Regions from separate parts of the Homo sapiens genome. Here region 1 is linked to region 2. A link is an interaction called in ENCODE POLR2A ChIA-PET data of the cell type or tissue named here. Cell type or tissue: PC-3. All regions are shown on one strand. Each heading gives the region's core, and the rest is flanking DNA. Links, peaks and the distances in the headings are about the cores only.

Region 1 (8,719 bases), core at 2,880-6,879, 54 kb before region 2:
CTGTCATCCCAGCTACTCTGGAGGCTGAGGCAGGAGAATTGCTTGAACCCAGGAGGTGGAGGCTGTGGTGAGCCAAGATCGCACCATCACACTCCAGCCTGCGCAATGAGCAAAACTCCGACTAAAAAAAAAATGAAAAAAATAAAGAGTAGAAATCATGGAACGTGGGGATTCTTAACATTCATTCCATGTGTATTATTATTTGTTTTTCTCACAGCTTAGCTTTAGTCCTAGGGATATGTATAGGTGCAAAGGAAGTGTTTCTATAACCCCATCCCATTCCTATTAGGTTTTAAGCCTTTTTCATAAATAGCTTTCTGAGAAACAGTAAAGTCTTTGGGGAAAAAACACACCACCCCTGTTTTTGCCACATTTGCTGTGAACACAGCATTCTCACCTCACACAAATCCATGTTCCAGAGAAACAGGGTGCTGCTGCCTTCCCAGAGAAATGTCCCACAGCTGCTGCGACTAAAAGGAGGTGACAGACAGAAAAGGAACAGATATGGCAACCGTCTGGATTGAAATAATCTTTGGGCTTTTCTTGGCCAAGGTCAGCCTTGGGGTTCCCATGTTGTCTAACTCCTCTGCGTTGTCCAAAATGGCCTGAAGAACTTCTGAACATGGACAATTGTCCAGCCCAGTCAGGTCCAAGGCCACCGCTGCTTGGGCTGTGCCATCCGCTTGACCTGGGCACCAGCCAACTCCAGGCATGTTTTCCTGTTTTCTTGGTAGAGCGTGCAGGTCATTAGCCTGAAATATTGGACTGCCATCTTTTTTCCCTCTTGGAAAATGAGACTGTTTTAAGATTATTTGCAGAGGAATTGAAATAAATTGAGTGATAAAGATTTCACAACAGCTGCTTGTCATGATTAATTATCACAGAGAGTCTGGGTGACAAAGATGCTCTCCTTGGCCACATTTTAGTCAAGCTCCTCTGAGCCCTGTTTTCAATGAGGCTTTGTTCTTGACCTTGTCTTCGGCTTGCCTGGACCAGTTTTAGCAGGAAATCCAGATTCATTGCCCCTAGTCCTTCAGCTAAATCCCTCTGTTAATAATCAATAACAATAAAGCAGCAAATATTTATAAGCCTCCCACTACAATGTCTGTTTTATGCTCAGAAGTCATATTGTATTAGTTTGCTAAGGCTACTATAAACAAGTACCATAGACTGGGTGCCTACAGTATATGTATATATACCATATGGTGGATCCACAGAAGAAATCTATTCTGTCACCATCTAGAGGCTGAGTCTGAGATCAGGGTATCCACAGGGTTGGCTTCCTCCGAGGCCTCTCTCCTGAGCTTGTAGGTGGCTTTCTCCCTGTGTCTTCACGTGGGGGTTTCTCTGGGTCTGTGTCCTAATCTCCCCTTCTTAAAATAACACCTGGCATATTGGATCAAGCCCACCCGAATGACTTTATTTGAACTTCATTACTTATGTGAAGACCCTATCTCCAAATAAGGTCACAGTCAGGTACTAGGGGTCTGGACTTCAACACATGAATGGTGGGCGGTGGGGGGATAGGGGGGCGATTCAGCCCATAACATATTGGTAGCATAGAGATGTATTTGTAATTTGATGTAGGATGGAGATCTATTGATATTTATCTTCAATTTGTTTTTGTTGCTATCGACCCATCTGGAAGAAATGAAATACTTTCTCTCATCCTCTGGAAGCCTGAGCTCTCCTTTCCCTGGGAGGGAGAGCCACTTGTTTGCTTTACTGTTTGAAAGAATAGAAGAGGATATTCCAGGACTGAGTTGGACACCCTAGAAATGATTCATTCAGAGTTTTGTGTTTAAAAGGTCTATGCCCTGAAGGGGATTTGCTGTATGTCCAAGAAAGGAAGGACTTAGAGTCTGGAGATTAAGGATTTAGGAAGGGAATGGTTTTGTGAAGTGGATTCTTTGAGGCTGGGAAGGGCAAGCAGGAAGTAGGGTGTTTAGGAAAGAGGACCTCCCTTGATCAACTGAATCAGAATCTCAGGGGGTGCAGCCCTAACACGTGCAGAGTTCAAATTCCCACGATGATTTGAATCCAGTTAAGAGTGGAAATCGACTGGCCAGGCGCGGTGGCTCACACTTTCCTCCCTCCCTCCCTCCCTCCCTCCTTCTTTCCTTCCTTCCTTCCTTCCTTCCTTCCTTCCTTCCTTCCTTCCTTCCTTCCTTCCGTCTCTTTCTTTCTTTTCTTTTCTTTTTTTTTTTTTCTGACACAGCGTCTTACTATTTTGATTTCAAACTCCTGGGCTCAAGTGAGCCTCCCACGTCAGCCTCCTGAGTAGCTGGGACTGCAGGGGTGCTCCTCTGCACCGGCCCATTCTCCTTTTCTTGCATGTAAGGATAGAACCTCTGAGTGTTAGCAGGGCACATGGCCACCCAACTAGACCCTACAATTCCAAGCCTTCTTACAGCTAGGTGTGGCCACGTGACTAAGCCTGAGCAGACAGGACGTGAACAGGAGTGCTCTGAATGGCCTCTGAGTCATCCTCTCTGAGACAAAGTGAAATGACCTGAAGTTTCTCTCTCCTCATCTCCAATAGGCCAGAGCATGAACATGAATGGAGGTGAGTCAGCTTCAACCGTGCCATGAGGACCTCACCCTAGGAGGTGGCAGAGACACCGGAGGAATGGAACCCAAGTCATGGAATAACCTCACATTGCAGAGCCACCTTGCTAATCTTGGACTGCTCACCTCTGGACTATCACTGGAGAAATAAATACACTTTTAAGTTGTTAAAGCCACTGTGTTTTAGAATCTTTTTATTACAGCAGCTTACCCATATCTTATACCTAGCAAGTAAGAGCTTGAGTCAAACTTTCTATAGTGAAGAAATTCAAATCAATTATACATGCTGATAAAGAATGCTAAAACAACTTCTTCCTTTAAAGAATCTGTTATAATTGATTTTATTTTAAAATCCATGAGAACCTTTAAGTAAATTATATTTCAGTGAGGGATGGCATCTTCTTTAGGACTATGAAAGCTTTTGTATATGAAAATCTTTTTGGTAGAGGGAGGATAACACTTTTTTTTTTTTTTTTGAGGCAATCTCGCTCTGTCACCCAGGCTGAAGTGCAGTGGCCCAATTTGGCTCAATGCAACCTCTGCCTCCCATGTTCAAGTGATTCTTGTGCCTCAGCCTCCTGAGTAGCTGGGATTACAGGTGTGCACCACCATGCCCAGCTAATTCTTTGTATTTTTAGTACAGACAGAGTTTTGCTATGTTGGCCAGGATGGTCTCGAACTCCTTGCCTTAAGTGATCTGCCTGCCTTGGCCTCTCAAAGTGCTGGGACCACAAGTGTGAGCCACCATACCTAGCCACGTTATGCTTTTTTTTTTTTTAATTAATACACTGTGGAAAACTTGAAAATTAAAAAATGAGTAAGAAGAAAAGTAAAATCAACTCAGTGGAACCCATCATCAGTATTTCGTGTTATATTCTTCAGGCTTCATTCTATACATACAGGGAATTTTATTTTTGAAATTGGATCATCTGCATATACGGAATTGCATACTGCTTTATTCCCTGTAACCTCATAGCATGAGTATACTGTATTTCAAAATCAGTAGAAATCCTTGGAAAACATATTTTCTTCTAGTTTCATATTTTTTCTCATGGCTAGTTTGCATTTTGTTTGACCATGGCCTTTTACTGAACATTTAGGTTGTATCCTAGTGTCTTTGCTATTATACATTGCAGTGACAGTCTATAATGGACAGGTGTCAAAGATGTAGAACATCTTTGAACACCATTCCTATATTTGGATAACTTGGTAATTTCCCACTTTCTGAGTTCTACCTTTGCAAGGCAGAAGCCAGAAGACTCTCATTCACAGATGCCTTTGGGCTACAGTTACAAACTTGGGACATAGATTCAGATACACCCAGTGACACAGCCTCAGAGGAGGTGGGTGACATAAGTAGGTCACCATGCACAGGGGTGTGTGTGGGTTGCCTGGCAGGGGTGGAAGAGGCAGCATATGGATTTCAAGGGCTGTGGTGGAAGAACACCTGTGTGCAGACCTCATGTTGAGCAATAGTGTCTGTCACATTTTGCTAGAGCAGTTTCTACGGCACAGTGGGCATTATTCCTGGCAGTGAGCCACAGGGCCTAGGATTTAGTGCTCCCAAAGATGAGTTCTCTGAGCTTTCTGCTATCCTGTAATAACGTCACATTTGGTTTAAATAGCCAGAGTAAATTTTGCTGAAGAGGATGTGAATCAACAAGAACTCTCATTCATCACTGATGGGAATGCAAAATGTTGCAGCTACCTAGGAAAACATTTTGGCAGCTTCTTACGAAGCTAAACGTGGTCTTACCTTGGGATCCACTAATCACACTCTTGGGTATTTACCCAATTGATTTGAAGACTCATATCCACACATGTACATGAATGTTTATAGCAGATTCATCTAAAACTGGGAGCAACCAATGGCTTTCAGCAGCTAAATAGATAAACATAGTATGGTATATTTATACAATGGAATGCTATTCTGAAATAAAAGGGAATGCATTGTTATGCCATGCAAAGATGTGGATGAATCTTAAAGGAATATTACTAAATGAAAGAAACCAGTCTGAAAAAGTGATATATAACTCTACGTATATTCTGGAAAGGCGAAACTGTAGAGATGGTAAAGAGATCAGTGGTTGTCAAGGATTCAAGTGGGTTGGGAGAGTTTAAAAAGATGAAGCACAAAGGATGTTTTTAGGGCAGTGAAAATATCCTGTATTATACTGTAATGATGGATACATGATATTATGAATTTGTCAAAACTCATGGGGCTGTACAATGCAAAAAATGGACTTTGATATATGCAAAAATCATTTAATAGATCATGGGATCTCAAGATGGAATACAGAATGTAAGAAAAAGAATATAACCATAATACATGTATACGAAGGAATTTCACTGAAGGGCTGGAGGAAACAGGTGGTGATCTAAGTAACTCTGGAAACAAGTGGAGTATCTATGAATAAAGGCAAAGGGAACTGTACATAAATACTGTATTCTTGTTGATAAAGTTGTTTCCTATAGGGGTAGGGTAATAATTCTGATACTTCTATCCATGTATACTGGAATTGAATGATTGAATAAGTAGATGACATAATGGGAGCCAGGTTTCTCACTGTTAGAGTGGGAATTTACAGATAAGTAAGGGGAGGAGGCTAGAATGATCCCTGGGGTATTAGAGTAGAGTTGGAGACATCAGTATGAACTTATGTTTAGCTTAATATTAATACAGATTGTTACATACAGAAATATTTATAGCTAAATGTATTTACATAGTTTAGTATACATACATGTATTTCCTTGCTCTGTTGGCTGAGAAAGACCCTAGTAGTAATGAGCATACTTAGTGCCCAGATATTGGTTTCTAATACCATTTTTCAAAAAAAGGATTCCTAGGGGGATTCTAAGGGGAGAGGGCTCGTTCTAGAACTGGGCAGAAATATACAAGATGATTCTGGAGTATCTGATAATGCTAGAAAACAAGGAAGTAATAAAAATAAAAGCAAAAAACCCACATTGATGGGGGTATGTCATAGTGACATAGGAGCCAACTGAAAGAGCCCCCAATGTCCAAAGCTGGAATAATTTGAGCAAGAAAATAAATAAAGTAACATTGGATTATAACCCTATGTATAAAATAAATATCCATGGATCCATACTGATATAAGTAAATGGTCGAATAAACAAGAGACAAATCTTCTGTGCAGAAGAATTCCAAATAGTTACATACATATATATATATAGCCCTCAAAGAGGTGGAGCATAACTTCCTACTCTGTAATTGTGGGCTGCATAGAGTGACTTTCTTCTAAAGAGTACAGCATGGAAACAGGAAAAAAGGGCAATTTTATAGTGGAGAAACTTGACAAACAAAACCTCAGCCAGGTGAGCAAGGTCAACATCAACCATGATAAATCATGTTTATGGTATGTATCCTTGATACGATGTGATGAAAATGACATTTTACTTGTATTGTCTTCCTCCCCAAAACCTAAAACCCCAGTCTAATCATGTAAAAAAAAAATGAGACAAATCTCACTTGAGTGACAGTACACAAAATGTCTGACCAGATCTTAAAACTTTTAAGGACTTTAAAAACAAGGGAAGTCTGATAAGTTTTCAGAGCAAAGAGGAGCTTAAGGACACAGGACAATTAAATATGTATAATGTGGTATCCTGGGTGGAATCCTGGAATAGAAACAGGACATTAGGTAAAAGCTAAGAAAATATGAATACAATATAGACTTGGTTAATAATATTATGTCAATATTGGTTCACTAATTGTGACAAACGTACCTTACTAATGTATGGTATTAATGGGGGAAACTGTGTGGGGTATATGGGAACCTTCTGTACTATCTTTATAATTTTTCAGTATATATAAAACTCCTCTAAAATAAAAGTTTATTTAAAAACAAAAATACACTTGTATGTTGCTGGTACTCATCCCATCAAAGTGTTGCAGTAGCTAGTGTTTAATTTATATTTGGGACATAGGTGATGTCTGCAAGATGGTGGAATAGGAGCTTTCTACCATCATCTCCCTGCAGAAGCATCAATTTTGACAATTACCCATGGACCTCTGTGAGAGTCTGAGTCCAGCAGAGATGTTCCAGCATACCATTGGAGCAAAAAATTCGAGAATAGATGCATTGAAGAGGGTAAGAAAAACAGTTTCACTTTACCCACATCACCTCTTCTCCAAGTGAGCACCCAACTCCCCCAGCCATGCAGGATGGTACCCAAGAGGCTCACTTCTTTCTCATCTCATCCAGAGGTAATCAGTACAGCTGAGTGGCCAGAAACACGGGAAGAGAGGTCAGGGACCCTATTGAGTGCTATGTGGAGTCTATTAGGAAGCCAACTACCAGCCACTTAGAACATTTCACCTGTGGACCCCCCACCTCAGCTGACCCACATCATCCCAAATGCTCCACATACCTTATCCCTCCCCCGGCAGGTTGGCTCCCTGAGTGTCCCCTGCAGATGGGAAGTGCAAGTGTGTCATATAGACCACCAGCTTGACTCTGCAGGATTGGGAGAAGGCACACAAACTTGAACATTTCGGAGCACTGCCCTAGGGAAAACAAACAGGAGGCTCTCAATCCCTGGCCTGGCTTTATGGGATCAAAACAAGGCCTATGACCCTAAGAATTTCTGCCTCATTTGTACAGGGAACAAGAGGTGTGGAGCAGATGCATTCATAGAAAAGGTCTAGAATCCCTAGCTCAGCTGATTGGTGAAGGCATTTCTCTCTCAAAGCCAGTCAGTAAAGACTGGAAGGGTAACTGATTCTTCTTCAGTGCAAAGAGAGCAATATAAGACTTCAAGAAACATGAAAAAAATCAAGGAAACATGACTCTACCAAAGGAAGACAATAATATTTCAGTAGCCAACCCCAAAGAAATGGAGATCTATGAATTGCCTACAAAGAATTTGAAGTAATTGTTATAAGGAATCTCAGTGAGCTACAAGAGAACACAGATAGACAAATCAACAAAAAATCAGAAAAACTAACACATGAACAAAATGAGAAGTTTAATTTAAAAAAAGAGAAATCATAAAACAAGAACTAAACAGAAATTCTGGAGCTAAAGAATACAGTGAATGAAATGAAAATGCACATCAAGTGAAAAAATGGGTTATTGGCTCTGGTTTAATATGCAGCGTTTTTCTTTTTATAATGGCTTATAACATGTGGTGCATCTTACCATTAATGAATCTTAGATTTGATTAAATACAATATCACCTTTTAAAAGTGTTTAAAAACTGATGGAAAAAAGATTTGTAATTTAAATTTGTAATTTTCTTTTGGGGATTAGTATCTTTCTTATTTGTACACTCTTTTAATACATTAGTAATATTAATTCTTCACCCCTCCTTCATGAGAAATATTTTATCCAATTTTTTTTTTTGCCTTTTAGTTTTGATTATGGTGTTTCATTATAGAGGGTCTTTCCTAGAACTTCCCACCAAGCAGGCTTTCATGGTTGGTGGGTTTTTGTTAAATGATTCCCAGGGAGCAGAGTTGAGGGAAGAATGGTGGACAGGGAAGGAGGGGAAGCCAGCACAAGGATGTGTTGTTGTGTTGACTGTGTAAGAACAAATACAAATTTAAAATAAGGGGCTTAGTTCTGTCTGTTGAAAATGAGGAAAGGGATTTTTCTTCCCTACCCCCTTTTCTTAGACACCTTTCCTTAGAAAATTTATAATTGTAAATTTATATTTTCCTCTCCTCAAAATGTATCCCTTATTAGACTAGATTGGGCTTTAGTCAGCTGGCCATTTTTGTTTTCAGCTTTATGATCCAGGAAGCTTGAGAGCCATCTTCTTGAAATGCAAATATCAAAAGAGATATCTCCTCTATCTCCTTTGGGAGGATAGGAGCCTAATTTTGGTGGGCACCTTGCTCTAATTTTCAAAACTGTCTCATGTTATAAACATATAAGAAATTAATTTTTCCACTGGATAAAGCTAATAAGCTAACCTAGATGGTTACCACAATTACCAGATGAATTTAAGAGGATGAACTACATGTGGCAAATGGTGCTGTCAAGTCCTTTTACTTGAGGATGATTTATTGTTTATCTTGAGAACATGTATGTGATGGGTCGTATATGCTTGGGTACATAAAGAGGTGAGCATTATTTCTGCCTTTGCAATCCTTATGGATTGCCGGTGATGCGCATGATATTCTAGT
Region 2 (8,719 bases), core at 2,755-6,754:
TGCCTCAGTTTTCCTGTTTGTTAAATTGGAGGGCAGTAGGTGGCTTTTCCTGTTCTAAAATCAGTGGTTCAGTATTTGTGTGGTTATGTTTCAGCAGTTTAATGTTCTAGATGAAAATGTAAACAATTTTGGGTTAGGAAACCATTTTGAGATTTTTTTTTTTTTTGACAGAGGCTAGCTCTGTTGCCCAGGCTGGAGTGCAATGGCACCATCTCAGCTTACTGCAACCTCCACCTCCCTGGTTCAAGTGATTCTCCTGCCTCAGCCTCCTGAGTAGCTGGGATTACAGGCATGCACCACCACACCTAGCTAATTTTTATATTTTTAGTAGAAATGGGGTTTCACCATGTTGGCCAGGCTGGTCTGAAACTCCTGACCTCAGGTGATCTGCCCGCTTTGGCCTCCCAAGTGCTAGGATTACAGGCTTGAGCCACTGCGCCCAGCCAATTTTGAGATTTTTAATGTGTGTATATATGTCAATTGATATGATAACAGGTTTCAGCTATTAAAAAAGATTCAACAGCATGGCACTACATTGAGTTTCATAGAGACTGCGCCAGGAGCCCACGAGAGCCGGATGGGCATGGGGCGAGGCTGTGCCTTGCCAAGGAAACATAACTAACTATGGGCAAAGGCGATCCTAAAAAGCCGAGAGGCAGAATGTCATCACAGGCATCCTTTGTGCAAACTGGCCAGGAGGAGCACAAGAAGCAGCACCCAGATGGTTCCGTCAGCTTCTCAGAGCCTTCTAAGAAGTGCTCAGGGAAGTGGAAGGTCACGTCAGCTAAAGAGAAAGCAAAATCTGAGGACATGGCACAGGCAGACCAGGCCTGTGAAATGAAAGCGAAATGAAACCTACATCCCTCCCAAAGGAGAAATAAAAAAGAAGCTCCGGGATCCCAATGCATTCAAGAGGCCTCCTTCGGCCTTTTTCTTGTTCTGGACTCCAACATTAAAGGAGAACATCCTGGTGTGTCCATTGGTGATGTTGTAAAGAAACAGAGAGGTGTAGAATAACAGTGCTGCTGGTGAAAGGCAATCTTGTAAAAAGAAGACTGCAAAGCTGAAGGAAAAATACAAAAACGATATTGCTTATTGCTGCATACTCAGCTAAAGGAAAACTGGATGCAGCAGGAAAAAAAAGAGTCATCACGACTGAAAAAAGCAAAGAAGGAAGAGGAGGAAGATGAAAAGGATGATGAGGAGGAGGAAGATGAAGAAGATGATGATGACTAAGTTGGTTTTAGTGCAGTTTTTCCTTGTCTATAAAGCATTTAACCACCCCGTACATAATTCACTCCTTTTAAAGAAAAAAACTCTGAAATATAAGGCTGTGTAAGATTTGTTTTTAAACTGTACAGTGTCTTTTTTTGTACAGTTACATTACCAAATATGTCTTTAAATAACCCTGTCTTGGTGGTATTTTCAATAGCCACTAGCCTTGCCTGGTACAGTATGGGGATTGTAAATTGACAGGCAAATGTAAAGCAAGTCCTTGTTGGTGTACAGAACAAATTAGTTATATACAGGGATGGTAGCTTTTTCATCTTCAGTTGTCTCTGATGCAGCTTATAGGAAATAATTGTTGTTCTGTTAGCATTGTTGTTCTGAATACCACTCTATAATTGCAAAAAAAAAAAAAAGTTGCAGCTGTTTTGTTGACATTCCAAACGCTCCTAAGTTAAAAAAAAAAAAACAATAATTTTGGGGGGGTGTCCAAGAGTCTTAGAAGTGACATTTTGCACATATTTGTTGAACCATTCATAGATCCTTTCCTTATTTCATTTGACGAAATTTTTCTGTACCATAGATGTCGTGATAATGACTTTGGATAGAGGCACAGACAAGCTGAGACCCGGGACCCCAGACGCTTGGGTTGTCTTTTTCAGCGGTTAAGCTGGTTTTATATCAGTCTGTCCACACTCCACCCGTTTCCCTTGTGGCTCATGAAATACATTTGCAAGATACTTGGTGAAGGTAATTAAGTGTGCCCTGGGTTCCTGGAAGTTTAAAGTTCATTTAATAATTCTTCATTTCTTATGTCTTACCTTATTTTTGCCACTAATGATTTTGAACAAAGGCCCATAGAGTTTCAATCTTTTTTCTCCCTCCCCTTCAGGGCTAAAAATTGCAGAAATATAGTGAGAGAGTAATCAAAATTGTGTTTTCACATTGAAGCTATAAGAAGAAGTCTGGTTCAAATACACATTTTGTTACTGAAATATGAAAATAATGGGGGATTGGTGTCGTGGTTCACACCTGTAATCCCAGTGCTTTGGGAGGCCCAGACAGGAGGGTAACTTGAGGCCAGAAGTTCAGACCAGCCTGGGCAACAGGAAGAGACCCCGTCTCTACAAAAAAGAAAATTAAAAGCTTAGCCAGGCACTGTGGTGCCTACCTGTAGTCCCGGCTACTCAGGAGTCTGTGGCTGGAGGATCACTTGAGCCCAGGAGTTTGAAGTTACAGTGAGCTATGATTGTGCTACTGCATTTCAGCCTGGGCAACAGAGGAAGGGCAAAAAAAAAAAAAAAAAAAAAAAAAAAAAAAAAAGAAAAAGAAAAAAATAAACAAAATAGTGGACATAAAAGGAGTCCTTCTCTTTCATTGATTAAAGTAAGTTCTCTTTTAATTTGACCACTATTTTACACCTATTTAATGTACTATCACATCAAATTTTTAAAAGATTTCAGCTGTTTTTGAAAAGATTCAACCCACTGATGTAGGAATAAAATGTACCTTATGTTCTATTTATGATCTTTAGAAACATTTTAGATAATAAAAATTGTGTTGGAGCACCATGCTTCCCAATTGTCAGACCTTTCAGAGTGTGTATTAGAATGAAGTGGAAGTGGCATGTGCGTGGTGGTTAAACGTGATAAATGAGGTTTGTAGTTCACAGAAACGCTGTTCGATATGTTTCTATAATCTCCTCAGTAAACATAAAGATACTCCACTCTTTGGAGACCTGACATTTTTGTTCACTCTGATATTCCCAGTGATTAACACAGTATCTGATATTTTAGGAACTCAATAAATATTTTGTGAATAAATGAATCAGTGAATAATAATCAATACTTAGAGAAATTTTACTTTAATAAATTTTACATGCATTTAAAACTATTCTCCAGCAACTGAATGAGCCATCTGGTTATATTGTTGAGTTTATTTTATTTTGTCACCTGTGCAAATTTTAAAGACCAAAGCTGTGTCACCTAATATTATAGGACCATGAAAGCTAACTCTGCTTATCCATTCTGGTTGAATCAGGTTTGTTTTGTTCTCCAGATGGGGACATTCATAGTAAATTGGAATAGTCATGACCGCAGAAGGAATATTCTTCTTCTGCATAATTCTGCATCACTCTGGAGGCCTGGTCTCTCTCTACTGCATCACTGAGCTTTGCTTTGTATTAGTTGATTGAACGTGTATCAGGAATAGTGGAGAAGTTTCCATGATTGATCTTGTTGTTGTTTTCATTGCCATTTTTTAAAGGTTGATGAGAATTTTAGCTTGTGCCGAAGCTCTTACAGATATCAAAATAGCCATGGGTGAAAACATTGTTCAGAATTTCTGCTTTGTTAGCAACAAGGAGTGATGGTTCATCTGGCTCTATCACTATTACTTCTAAATAGAACTATAATTTTTGACACTGTGAATAGGACATCTGGGGAGGAAATGCTTGTTTGTATATATAAAATCAAATATATTACCCCGGCCATCAAATGAGACCACTGACCAGAGTCAAAGTCTTGTATTTTACTTACTACAGGAATATCATCAAAGGGGAGAAGCAATATTTTCTGAAATTTGTGAACACATTATAACCCACTGCCTACATTTCAGAAGCAGTATTGGCTTTTTTAAAACTAATGCATTTTCAACATGTTGGTGAATTTATAACTCACCCTGTCCCTTTAAATAAAGCATATGTCTTCGCTAGAAATGCAAGCTGTATTTCAACTTGGAAGTCCAGGGGCTTATTATGAGATTGCGTATATTTTTAAATGAAGGTCAATTTTTTTTTTACTAAATTGTTTGCCTGACAAAATGTTTACACCCCAAACCTTGACAAATATCTTTATTCAGAATAGGTTTATGTTTTCCCATCTCAAATTGAACATTAGAAATACTACTGTAAGTTTGTCCAATTTATACACATAAGATATATTTTTGTAAGAAAGCCTTGGCATAAATACAACTTAGGAAAAAGTAAACTTGGCTTAAAACTTAAATCTGAACATTGCTCATGTGTAACATGAAATATTTTAAATTATAAAAATGCATGTGTGTTTGTTTCTGTTTTATTTCTAAGTAAACTGTAAGTCTTAACAAGTGCATAAATATTAATTTGGGAATAGGTATTTGGAAATGCCTAATAGATAAAGTCATATTCTTTGATATCATGTTACGTGTAATGATATATAAAATTGACTTAGTGGACATTCTATTTAATTAGAACATGGTTTAAATGGATACTTTAATATGTGTAGGCATTACTCTTGCTGATATTTATTTGGTGTTATTTGTTATTCATGCTATTTTAATATAAGTTGCAACAAATTCTTCTTCTTCTTCTTTCTTTTTTTTTTTTTTAAGATGGAATCTCACTCTATTGCCCAGACTGGAGTGCAGTGGCATGATCTCAGCTCACTGCAACCTCCGACTCCTGGGTTCAAGCCATTCTCCTGCCTCAGCCTCCTGAGTAGCTGGGATTACAGGCGTGCGCCATCACATCTGGCTAATTTTTGTATTTTCTTTTTTAGTAGAGATGGGGTTTCACCATGTTGGCCGGGTTGGTCTTGAACTCCTGACCTCAAGTAATCCACCCACCTTGGCCTCCCAAAGTGCTGGGATTACAGGCATGAGCCACGACGCCTGGCCAACAAATTCTTCTTAAGTACAGTGAAATTCACTATTTCAGCAAAATCTGCTCAGCAGGTTATAAGAATTGTTTGCTTTTCACTTTGGAAACATTCAACATTTAGAGTTAGTGAAGATGGTATGAGTTTGGCACTGATATTGTGAAAATCAGAAACATGAGGTAGATCTCATATTTCTTAACTTACATTTCATAAGTGGTTGGTTGAGGAGTTACATAAACCATAACGTGCAGTGGGATAGCTGTTGGGAACAGTCTTTGCATAGACATTTGGATGTGTTCTGGGTGCTTGTTCACATTTATTTATTGTTTCTTTTATTGAACAAACCCCCTTTCTCATAACTTAAACTTTTTAAGGGTATGAAACATTATTTCATTCTTATTTCATTTTGTTACTTATATTCATTGCAGGAATTTTCAATGAGGGGAATGTATATATTTTTGTGAACAATTTAATGAAAAATATCTAAAGAAAATATTAGTAAATCAGGAGAAGGTTGGAAGATAAAGTTGAGAAAGTTATATAGAAGAAAAGATAAAGCTGGAAAATAAAGACAAAAGTTAAGTTAGAGGATTAACCCAGAAAGCCCACTATCCTACAAATAAGAATTCCACAAAGAGAGAACAGAAAAATGAAGAGAAGACAATTATCAAAGAAACATGAAAAACTTCCTGAACTGAAGGTCTTGTGTTTCTACATCCAAAGAGTCCACAAAATACCCAGCCCAATGAATAGCCAAGGCCCACCTAAGACAGATCACTACAATTTCAGAACATCAGCGATAAAAAAGAATATCTCTAGAGAGGGAAGAAAAATTAAAAACCAGGTCACATCTAAAGAATCAGAAATTAAAATGACATTTCTTAATAGCATCATTGGAACTTATAAGAAAATGGAGCAATGCCTTCAAAATTCTAAGTGATGAGGGTTTCAATCTGAAATTCTAGACCCATCTTGGGCAGATATCACAGACTGGTGCACTCAACACCCACTCCCTCATCCCCTTCCTAACAGCTTTCCTCTGTTTTAGACACTAGAAAGAAAAAACTGTATTTCCCAGGCTCCCTTGCAGCAGCAGCTCTGCATGTCACTGAGGTCCATCAGGCAAACTCACCCAGGAGAGATTTGGGCATTGGAGACAAGAAATGGTAACCACACAGAGGTAGTACATATTCTGGGGCACCTGCGGCAAAGGCTCTGCTATCTGTGTTTCTCATCCTTTTTTCTTTCATTATTGCTCCTCTGTGGAGCTTTTTTAGAAACATTTTCCTTTAACCACCCTACCCACGAAATTTGAAGATCATAGATATATTGTTTACCTATTTATGTACTATATAAATATCTATTACTCCCAATCTCCTAAAACCAATTTTCACCGCCATTGACAATGCATGTACTATCTGGTCCCTAGAGTTGTTACGTACCAAACAGCAAGTGGCGGGGGCTGTGGGATTACTATTAGAGCAGTCCTACGGTGGGACTGGGTGTTGTTCCTGGGTGTGTAACATCCAGGTGTCCCATTATGGGAGAGGAATGAAAGGAATCCCTCCATCACACCAAAGGAAAATCCTTGGCTGCAGGCTTGCTTTAGGGCTTAAGAGTGGCCAGGACAGAGTGAAGCAGAAGAACACAGGGGTCCAGGATACCCAGAAAAACACAGAACTAATAGATCACTCTGTGCACCTGGCCATGTTGATAGGAGTTCTAGAGTTCTGTGGTAGGATTTGGAAATGAATTCAAATTAATGATACTTACATAGAAAACTGAATGATTAAGGAAAGGCAACTGTTAGCTCCAGGAAAAACACGAAGTTGTAGAGGAATGAAAACATAATCATAATATACTATGTGGCTCCTCTCTGAATAATATCTATGAGTTCATAATAATGGAAACACTAAATATTTGTTTTGCCCAAAGTAGTAATATATTAGGAGAATCAGGTTGAAAGGAGAATGGGAAAATAATTCTATTCTCATCATCCACAGTTAGGTTGTCAATGTACAATGTTTAAAATGGAAAAGTCCTGAAATAGCACTATAAACATCTTTTTTTTTTTTTTTACCCCAGAAAATGTGAAGGTCAATTCCAATAGAAATAGTTAAAAGAGTTGAAAGTGTTGGCCAGGCAAGGTGGCTCATGCCTGTAATCCCAGCATTTTGGGAGACAGTAGTGGATCACTTGAGGTCAGGAGTTCAAGACCAACCTGGCCAACATGGTGAAACCCCGTCTCTATCAAAAAAAAAAAAAAAAAAAAAATACAAAAATTAGCCGGGTGTGGTGGCAGGTGCCTGTAATCCCAGCTACTCGGGAGGCTGAGGCAGGAGAATCGCTTGAACCTGGGAGGCAGAGGTTGCAGTGTGCCAAGATTGCACCACTGTACTCCAGCCTGGGTGACAGAGTAAGACTGTCTCAAAAAAGAGAGAGAGAAAAAAAAGAGTTGAAAGTGTTAACTATAGGAAGCAAAATTTAGGAATGAGAAAAGATAGAACAGGGACTTCTCTTTTTTTGCTAAAATCTTATAGTGCTATTTGCCTCTTAAAATTGTTTAATACAAATAAAGTGAAATCCAAACAATAAAAACAAGAGAAAAATGCCAGCCCTGTTCTAAAACTTCTTAATTGCTTCTTTTTTTCATTTTCTTCTTTGACAATTTTTGTCTGTGATTACTTTTCCTTCATAAAAGACCTTGGCTATACCATATGTATATTACTTATGAGTCTTCACCTAGATGAAGCTCTTAAAACTGAACACTGTGCTACATCAATTCCCTTTACTTCCAAATTCTCTTCCTGGTCCAAATGCTCTATCACTTGCATGGTGTATCCAGCCAATGCTGGCTCTCAAATGCAGGATCTCAAAGCTGGCAGGTTTCTGAAATTTGTAAGAAATCATAGCTACTCAGAAATATACAAGAATATTTATATCTTTATTACACATAATCAATAAGAACCCTGGACATTTGATTTTTATTTTATTTACATTAGAAAATGGATCTAGTAATGTTAGTTGTCATAGTTATTAGTACTGATGTATTGTTAGAGAATTTAACATTTTAACATAGAGAAAGGATTGTGGATTATTTGTAAATTGGAAAGACACAATAAAACCTAGTTAAATTATTTATTATGGCATATGAATCAGCATATATGAATTATTTTTCTATTTGCTTAATTATAATGAAGTTCTTAATAGAATACGATATATTAAGGGCCCAGGGCAATAGTTCTTAAACTTCAGTGGGTACTTAGGAATTACCCATGAACACTAATAAAATGCAGATTCTAAGGCTCTGACATAGAAAATTCTGATTCTTTATGTGTTGACTTGCCCAGAAATCTGGATTTTAAATAAGCATACTGAGTGATTCTAATAAAGAAGATCTTGGGACCCCACTGAGATACACTGCCTTGTTGAGTTGTATCAGACATACTTGAGTTGATTTTGTCTTTTGATTTATTTCTCAATGACACTCAGGCAACTCCAAAGGGAGCGATTTTAAGTGCTCTCTTAAATAAGTATCTAGGGACCAGTAGTGGAATATATTTCACACAAAGAGGAATAGAGTAGCTTTATGCAATAAGACCAAGTTCCTGGCTCCTGTCCTAGAATAATGTAGGATCATTTTACTGGTTACCAGCTGGATGCTAACCAAAAAAAGATAAATATTTGTGGATTCAGAGATGGTATTTAGAGAAATACTGTGCAGAGGGATGAAATCTAATGGTGCCTGGAATTTTCAAAATAATCAATCAGAGTAACAATTTTAAATGTGCCACAAAGTAATATGGTACTCCAAACTATAAATTATGCATTCAATTGCTTAGTTCTTATCCATGAAA

Evidence for each region. ChIA-PET counts read pairs that join two places held together with the same protein. Peaks named below come from ENCODE experiments on the same cell type or tissue, not always from the same donor. Only the 100,000 strongest peaks of a DNase experiment are listed, where the experiment ranks them.
Region 1: POLR2A ChIA-PET joins it to region 2 with 5 read pairs; 9 of 35 experiments call an interaction of 5 or more read pairs at or near these places.

What each region holds. Positions count from the first base shown.
Region 1 is chr2:9,065,011-9,073,729 of GRCh38, reverse strand. No RefSeq gene overlaps it. Among named protein-coding and RNA genes, the nearest start is that of MBOAT2, 66 kb to the right of the region's middle. RefSeq lists an enhancer at 1,587-2,786. In PC-3, for the core only: no CTCF peak of the experiment used is centred there; no DNase peak of the experiment used is centred there; H3K27ac peaks cover 1,227 bases.
Region 2 is chr2:9,010,805-9,019,523 of GRCh38, reverse strand. It overlaps the pseudogene HMGB1P25. Among named protein-coding and RNA genes, the nearest start is that of MBOAT2, 11 kb to the right of the region's middle. In PC-3, for the core only: no CTCF peak of the experiment used is centred there; no DNase peak of the experiment used is centred there.